Linked DNA regions of Homo sapiens: region 2 is linked to region 1. Evidence: read pairs that join two places in POLR2A ChIA-PET (ENCODE). Cell type or tissue: Panc1. All regions are shown on one strand. Each heading gives the region's core, and the rest is flanking DNA. Links, peaks and the distances in the headings are about the cores only. Region 1 has its middle 16 kb from the start of SYDE2. Region 2 overlaps SYDE2 (synapse defective Rho GTPase homolog 2).

Region 1 (4,396 bases), core at 203-4,202:
GGAACAAAGCTCGCAACAGAGTTCAATGCCTAAGTCAAGACTGCCCTGAGGCATGAGAAGTTTTATGTCTCTGTTTACCCTAGAAGTAAATTAAATAAATGCGTATTTAATATATGAATCACAGTTATATTTGGTTCACATATTATAGACAAGGAGAAACGAGAATTCTTTTTCAGATAAAATTTCTTAATAAAAAGCGAACGTACACCCACGAGTCTGGATACTTCTCCCCAGAATGCAGTCATAACAAATGCAGTATAAAATAACTGCAAAGCCGAAAAGCAAACCAGCGTTTTGGGTGTTCTGGTTTTGGGTTTCGAGTGTTACATTTCTAATTATAAAATGTGGACAGAATGCACATGCAGCACCACACCTATTTGAAGACTCTGAAAGTGAATAGTAGAAGGTGGATTGTGGAAGATCAGCATTCAATGGATGACCAAAATCATGATGAGTTTACTTTTTTTTTTCTTTTTCTTCCAGTATCTCTTGACCTGAATGCAATGCAGCCTTAAACCTGGAAGTGGGCACTGGGGCCCAAAAAGGGAGAGCTCCAGGAGAAACCCTCTAGGTTTCTGTTACAGAGCTGGGTAGGAACTCCTAACGCTCAGAGAAAGTACAGAAGTCCTCAGAGTTTTTTCTTCTCTCTGCTGTCTTGGATTCCAACTCTCAAGCAGTCTCGTAGGGGTGATGGTGGGGACCACAATAGGAACCTGCAGGAGCCAACACTCTGTGAGAAGGAAACTTTCTCTCTGAATGGTGGAACTGTGGCCCCAAGAGAGTGGGGCAAGCCCCCATTGCCTTTTTCTCTCTCTCTCCATCCTTCTGCTACTTGGCCCTGTATGCAAGCACAGTTATAGAAGGGTGCAGCAGAGATGGGTAACTAAAGCCTCAGCTTGGTAGCCGAAGAACAAAAACAGGGAGCACCAGGGGACTGGAAAGAACTATAGAAACTGGGGAGATGGATTATGAACTCCTGAACTCATCAGTGAGCTCTGCATACATGAATCTGATTCTAATCAGCACACCAAAGACTTTGAAAACCAAACTAACAAATGTGCCACCATCCAGGGCCCAAAATGGCCACCAGATGACCTATATATGGGACAGATCTGAATAGCACAACAGAGGCTTAAAAAGCTGAGCTGACGTTAGAACCACAGCTCACAGAAAGTGGGTTGAAACTTGCAGCCTTAACCTAACCGGGTCAACTGTCTGCTGAAAAAACAAACCAAAAAAATCAACATTCACTGTAGAATGTAAATAAGACCCAGAGTTTCAGAATATGATATTCAATATGTCCAAGAGACAATCCAGAATTACTTGGAGGTAGTCAGGCATGATGGCTTATGCCTGTAATCCCAGCACTTTGGAAGACTTAAGTGGGAGGATCACTTGAGGTCAGGAGTTCAAGACCAGCCTGGGCACCGTAGCAAGACCTCATCTCTACAAATAATAGTAATTTAAAATTTACTTGGTGTACAAGGAACCAGGAAAATCTTAGCTTGCCTAGGAAATGATAACAGACACTAATACAAACTTAACACAGATGTTGGAATTATCTGACAAAGACTTTAAAACAGCTATTATATAAATGCTTTACCAAACACTTGCAAACACTCTTAAAACAAATGGAAAAATAGAAAGTCTCAGAAAAAAAGAAGATATGAAGAAGAACCAAATGAAAATATTAGAATTGAAAAATACAATGGCCAAAAAAAACCACTTTTACTCAATAGGCTCAAAAAAAAGATGGAGATGACAGAGGAAAGAATCAATGAACTTAAAGATATGTCAATATAAATTTTCCAATCTGGGCCAGGCACAGTGGCTCACATCTGTAATTCCAGCACTTTGGAAGACTGAAGTGGGAGGCTCATTTAAGCTCAGGAGCTTGAGACCATCCTGGGCAACATAATGAGAACTTTGTCAAAAAAAAAAAAAAAAAAAGAATGAGAAAAGAAAGGAAAAGAAAGAGAGAAAGAAAGAAAGACAGAGAAAGAAAAAGAAAAGAAGGAAAGCTTTTAATCTGAAAAACAGAGAAAAAAAATTCCTTTTAGAAAATGAATGCAGTGTTAGGGGCCTGTGAGTTACTAACAAAAAGTATAACTTTCCCAGCCTGGGCAACATGGAAAAACCTCATCTCTAGAAAAATTACAAATATTTGCTAGATATAGTGGTGTATGCCTGTAGTCCCAGCTGTTCAGGAGGCAGGAGGACCACTTGAGCCTGGGAGGTTGAGGCTGCAGTGAGCTGTGATCATACCACTGTACTCCAGCCTGAGTGACAGAATGAGAACCTGTCTCAAAAAACAACAACAGCAACAACAACAAAACAAAAAACAAAGGCTAACTTATGTAATTAGAGTTCCAGAAGGAAAAAGAGTATGGTGCTGGAAAAATATTTGAAGATGTAATGACTGAAAACTTCACAAGTGTAGCAAAAGACATAAACATAGAGATTTTTAAAAATTCAGTGAACTCTGAAGAAAATAAAGCCAAAGAAATCCATGCCCAGAAATTATAATCAACCTCCTAAAAACTAAAGACAAAGAAAAATAATCTTAAAAGCAGCTAGAGAAAAATGATGCATACCTATAAGAGGGACAGTGATTTCAATGACTGCAGATTTGAGCCTTGCAGATCAGAAGGAAATGTTGAAAGAAAAGAGCTAGAAACTCAGAATTATATACCCCCATAGCACTCTTTCAGGAATAAAGTGAAATAAAAATAGTCTCAGAGGAAGGAAAACTAAGATAATTCATTGCCAGTAGACCAGCTCTAAAATAATTTTAAATAAAGTTCTTCAGATAAAAGAGAAATGACACTAGAAATAAATTTGATTGGAGTGTTCAATCTGCAAAAATTTAGTAAAATTATTGATATGTTTCAGCTAGGGTAGTGGCTCACGCCTGTAATTCCAACACTTTGAGAGACAGAGGCAGGTGGATCACTTGAGCCCAGGAGTTTGAGACCAGCGTGGGCAACATGGTGAAACTCTGTCTCTACAAAAAATACAAAACTTAGCTGGGTGTTGTGGCATGTGCCTGTTGCCCCAGTTACTCAGGAGGCTGAGGTGGGAGGATCACTTCAGCCCAGGAGGCAGAGGCTGCAGTGAGCTGTGATCACGCCACTGCACTCCAGCCTGGGCAGCAGAGCAAGATTCTGTCTCAAAAAAAATAAAAAATGAAAATTATTCATATGTTTGGATTTAGGTCCACCCTTTTATTATTTGTTTTCTGTGTGTTCTCTCTGTTATTGTTTCCCATTTTCTCTATTCTTTGGGGTTTTTGAATAATTTTTCATACTCCATTTTGATGTATGGCAATTTGGACTCTATCTCTTTGTATAGTTTTTTTTTTTAATTAGTTCATCTGGGGAATAATATACACACTTAACTTTCCACAGTCCACTTAAAATCAATATTTTACCACTTCAAGTGGAATATAGAAACCTCCCAACATACAGGTCCTCTTGCCCTCCCTGCTTTATAATAGTCTTATCTCTTATATCTACATATGTTGAAACCCCATCAGAGAATGTTAAAATTTTGCTTTATTTTTATTTTTATTTTTTTATTTTTTGAGGTGGAGCTTCTCTCTTGCTGCCCAGGCTGGAGTGCAATGGCACATTCTCAGCTCACTGCAACCTCCACCTCCTGGGTTCAAGTGATTCTCCTGCCTCAGCCTCCCGAGTACCTGGGATTACAGGCGCCCACCATCACCCCAGCTAATTTTTGTATTTTTAGTAGAGATTGGGTTTCACCATGTTGGCCAGGCAGGTCTCGAACTCCTGACTTCAGGTGATCTGCCCGCCTCGGCCTCCCAAAGTGCTGGGATTACAGGCATGAGCCACCGCACCCAGCCTCAAAAGTTTTCCTTTCAACCATCAAATATATTTTGAAGAACTTAAAAGGTAAATACTAGTCTACTATGTTAACCTAAATATTTACCACTTCCATTGCTCCTCCTTCATTTCTTCAATGAAATTATTTGGTAGAATGAAGTGCATGTTTTTCTTCTTAACAAGACTGACCTGGTTAACAACTGCTGAGAGTCTAATCTGCCATCAGCCTAGTCCACACTGAGTCTGTAGAACAGCAACCTTCATCTGGAGGAGCCTAGCACCTTGGTAGCAGGCTGATGGTGCTGGATCCCTTCCAACATGGAGAGAATTTGTTCTCCCTGGACTAGAAACATATTCATAATATAAATTTGCATTTCCTTCCTACAACACATCTGCCAGTACCATCATCTGTGGACTTTACAGAATGCCTTATTCTCTGTCATAACTTTGATTCTGTTCAAGGAGTTCAATAAAAGACAGATAGCATAGGATACGTGCTCAGATTTCATGGTCTTAACACTTATCCCATCACCCAGAAGCAGATAACCTAC
Region 2 (4,396 bases), core at 160-4,159, 54 kb before region 1:
TTCAGACATTTGCCTGCAAAATCCAGATTCATTTTGTTGCCAGTCGCTTAGAGTTACTCACCTAAGACCCTACTGAAACATTGTTTCTGTGTATTATCTTGGAAAATATTAAGAAACCAATTAAACTGATATTTTATATCTTTTAGACTAAAAATTTCAATTTCTGAAAAACCAACATCACTGACTTTTTAGACTACTGATGTCAGAGTGGTTTACAACTAAATATACGGTGAAAATGGCTAATTTTAACCTCAAAAGTTCTGGTTTTCCCATCACTGTTGACTACCCACCTTCAGTAGAACAAAATTAAAAATGCAGTCTATAAGGTTGCTGAAAAAGAATTCAAAATGTAATAAGTACTAAGAAACTTAATTTTTCCTTATCTTGTTTTCTACCAGTAGATTTGTTTCTAATTAGTACTTTATTATCCTTTTATCTATAATTACCTTATTTAACCCAAATACTCTGCTAGGACCTGGGAATATAAAGTTAAAAAGAATCCCCAATGTCACCAAACTTAAAATCTTGTAAGAAAGATGAAATAAAAAGAAATAAGAGGAAAACTGATACCTTTTCCAAAAAACTTGCCCCAAATATATTTATCATAGAAAATGTGGTATAGTGGCCAGGTGGTGGCTCACGCCTGTAATCCCAGCACTTTGGGAGGCCAAGGCAGGCAGATCACTTGAAGTCAGGAGTTCGAGATTGGCCTGGCCAATATGGTGAAACCCCATCTCTACTAAAAATACAAAAATTAGCTGGGCGCAGTGGTACACGCCTGTAATCCCAGCCACTCAAGAGGCTGAGGTAGGAGAACTGCTTGAACCTGAGAGGCAAAGGTTTCAGTGAGTCAAGATTGCGCCAGTGCACTCCAACCTGGGCGACACAGTGAGACTCCATCTCAAAAAAAAAAAAAAAAAGAAAGAAAATGTGGTATAGCAAGGATCTAGGAATTATACTCTCTCTAAATTGATTTATCCATCTTTAAAGTGATAGGGGGGCCAGGAGTATTATTTTCAGTATTCTTAAAACAGAAAATGAATATCTAAAAGAAACATTTTTGTGAAAACTCAATACATAAAACAGATAAAAAAGAAGGCTGTTCTGGTCAACGGGAAGTGTGTTTCCATTTTGTTCCCCCATCCCTTGCTGATCTGGCTTCTAAGCTGCTTCCAAAGAACCCTAGAGCTTAGTAGAAGACAATCTAAAAAAGTATTGGCAGGACGACTTTTACCTTCTAATGCTGATACGCTGAAGTTCTAACCAATTACTTTGAAGACAGGATTTTTCAAATATAAATCTCAAAGCAAATTATCTTCTTGCCCAAAAATAAAAAACAAAAAATAACATGAAACAAAACAAAAAGTTTAGAAAATAAAAAATAAGGGGGCGACTCTTTTTAACTCTGGAGTTGGAGAATTTCCAAATGGAAAAATAAGATATGCATATCAAGGAAAGCTAAAACCTTCTATTGAATGCATGGAGATAGGATAGGCATTCACTGAGTTAATATGCTGTGGCCTACTAGTCTTTGCCACATTCTCTATGTCACCATCAACTTTCTCAGGCCAAGTAAATGCACCTCGTCTACTTGATTTCTGCCTTTTCTTGAATTCAACAGCAGGTGATTGACAGGGTAAAACTGTTGTTTCTTCTCAACTTTCTGCCCTGTTTTTTGTCTGAGGTACTACAACTAAAGAAAAATAACAGGTTATAGAAAAAGGAGCAGTTATTTTTAAAACCACCAACACAAATCTTTGGAATAAGGTGCTGTACACTAGGAATAGTTGTTTAAGGCTGTCTTTAGAATACGGTGAATTTGAAATCTGAACCTGCTTTTTCTATAACACAAGATATACATTAAGTTTCTTCTCTCAAACCCAAAACTAAGGTGGCTACTATTACAAAATAATAAAATGACCTTAACCTCTGGCACAGAATAATTAATAATCATAACAAACTCAGGCACTGACAGTAAACTTAATGGTATCTCCAGGGAAGCAAGTTTTCATTTGTGGTAATGACAAGATGGCTTTCTCCCAAATTCTTGGTGTTTATTAGAATTAAAGCTGTTCTAGAAAAAGGAGACACAGTTGACACTCTGAAAGATCCCTTATGTTGGGCATCAAATGCTGAAATTAGCTCAATTACCCTGAGAATCTTGATTCAGGGTTTTAAAATAGTTAAAATAACATTCTAATTCAGTTAAAACATGAATTAGAATAATTTTTAAGCCGGCATTTAAAAGAAAGTAAAAGCTTTAACTTTCCAAATTTTAAAGTTGAATTTTTTTTTTTTTTTTGAGACGGAGTCTCACGCTGTCCCCCAGGCTAGAGTGCACTTCCGCAATCTCGGCTCACTGCAACCTCCGCCTCCCTAGTTCAAGCGATTCTCTTGCCTCAGCCTCCCAAGTAGCTGGGACTACAGGTGCCCGCCACCATGCCCAGCTAAATTTTTGTATTTTTAATGGAGGCGGGGTTTCACTATGTTGGCCAGGCTGGTCTCAAACTCCTGACCTTGTGATCCACCTGCCTCGGTCTCCCAAAGTGCTGGAAAATTTTTATTAACTTAATTTTTAATTCACTTTAAACGATGAAATCAAGCATTCTCTTGTACTTTAATCTATATATATATATATATATATATATATATATATATAACAAAAGAGTAACCAAAGACATTGACTGAGTGCTCACTTTGTGCTAAACATTTTGCTCATTGCCTTAGATGCTTTATCTCAATCTTTACAACAACCCTGAGGCAGGCATGATTTAGAGAGGAGCAAACTGGGAGTTGAAGAGGTTAAAGTTTTTGTCGTAGCCCATCCTGCTGGCAAGTGCCACCATCCAGATCTGAACCCAAACCTGACCCCGGGGCCAAGCACGGTTACTAGTGTGCTCTACACTAAACACCAAAGTACTTCACACTTGGTCCCATGCAGTGTGGGGTGAGAGTAGCAGGGGTTACTAAAATCTAAGAAAATTTTGAAATTTAAATGCAGTGTCCTTTATAGAATGTCAAATTAAACACATATTTCTTTTAACTCTGAAATTACATCAGAGATAATTAGGAAAATATTTGTCAGTCTTTAGTTATTGATTGAAATAAGGATTGGATAAGAAAGATGGAAAGGTCAAGGGTAATTCCCAATTTAAGCTGAGATAATTTGACTAATGACCATGAATGCAGTTAAAGACGTAAAGAAGAATTGATTTAAGGGGAAAAATGAATTCTGCTTTATACCGGTTGAACTAAAAATGAGAAGAGTAAATAAATTAGTGTTTATTGAGTCTCTATTACATGTCAAGAGCTACACTGAGCACATTACATACACAATTTTTAAAAATCCTAATAAAAATCTATAAACATATTATTAAATCCATATGACAAAAGATGATACAAGGCTCTAAGACGTTAAGAAACCAACCCAAGGTCAGATTGCTAATAAGTGGTACAACCAGGATTTAAATCTAGATCTGACCAAGTCTAACATGTGCACATTAATCTACATGCCTACAATGTCATCAGCAAAGGCAGAAAACATTTAAATGAAAAAAATCTAAAGGGCAGGTATCAATTCACAACATTTTGAAAAAGCAAAATCTAGAAGAGTTTCTTCAATCATATATGAGCATATTTAATGATTAGTTAATTCAAATACCCTATCATTGAAAGTGAAAAACATTTCCATAGAATCATTTACCTGGCCAGAGTTGGAGTAAGTAATGAAGAACTTCAATGTGTTTTTTAAAATCCAAAGCACTTGCAAGTTCTTCTGAATCAGTAAAGACTCTGTTGTTATGGGTGGAAGGCTCTTGCCTCTGACTTAATAATACTGGTCCAAAGCACACAGCCAAATTCTGGCACGTCATCTTATTCACTTCATGATAGGAAGCCACCAATTTCAAATGATCCAACAACATCTTTAGGGTTGCCTAAATTAAATTAAATTTCAATTAATATAGTCATAAAGAGGCAAATTCAAGGACACAATTTATAGCAGGAAATACAGATAAGCATCTTGTCACTTTTAAAAGGATTTTTTTTAAAGATTTGCGTATAAATTGGATGTTTGGAACCTAGAACATAGTTTCTAATAGAAACATTATATGGGGCCTAAATTATGTTCCAGCCGGGCACAGTGGCTCATGCCTGTAATCCTAGCACTCTGGGAGGCTGAGGCAGGAGGATCACCTGAGGTCAGGAATTCAAGACCAGCCTGGCCAACATGGTGAAACCTCATCTCTACTAAAATAGAAAAATTAGCCGGGCATGATGGCGGGTGCCTACGATCCCGGCTACTCGGGAGGCTGAGATGGGAGAATCGCTGGAACCCAGGAGATGGTGGTTGCAGTCAGCTGAGACTATACCCCTGCACTCCAGCCTGGGTGGCTGA

The links. ChIA-PET counts read pairs that join two places held together with the same protein. Peaks named below come from ENCODE experiments on the same cell type or tissue, not always from the same donor. Only the 100,000 strongest peaks of a DNase experiment are listed, where the experiment ranks them.
Region 2: POLR2A ChIA-PET joins it to region 1 with 5 read pairs; 6 of 35 experiments call an interaction of 5 or more read pairs at or near these places.

What each region holds. Positions count from the first base shown.
Region 1 is chr1:85,214,852-85,219,247 of GRCh38, forward strand. No RefSeq gene overlaps it. Among named protein-coding and RNA genes, the nearest start is that of SYDE2, 16 kb to the left of the region's middle. In Panc1, for the core only: no CTCF peak of the experiment used is centred there; no DNase peak of the experiment used is centred there; H3K27ac peaks cover 1,389 bases.
Region 2 is chr1:85,160,823-85,165,218 of GRCh38, forward strand. It overlaps SYDE2 (synapse defective Rho GTPase homolog 2), which reads right to left. Exons shown (of 7, transcript NM_032184.2): 6 at 3,704-3,935. Among named protein-coding and RNA genes, the nearest start is that of MIR4423, 29 kb to the left of the region's middle. In Panc1, for the core only: no CTCF peak of the experiment used is centred there; no DNase peak of the experiment used is centred there.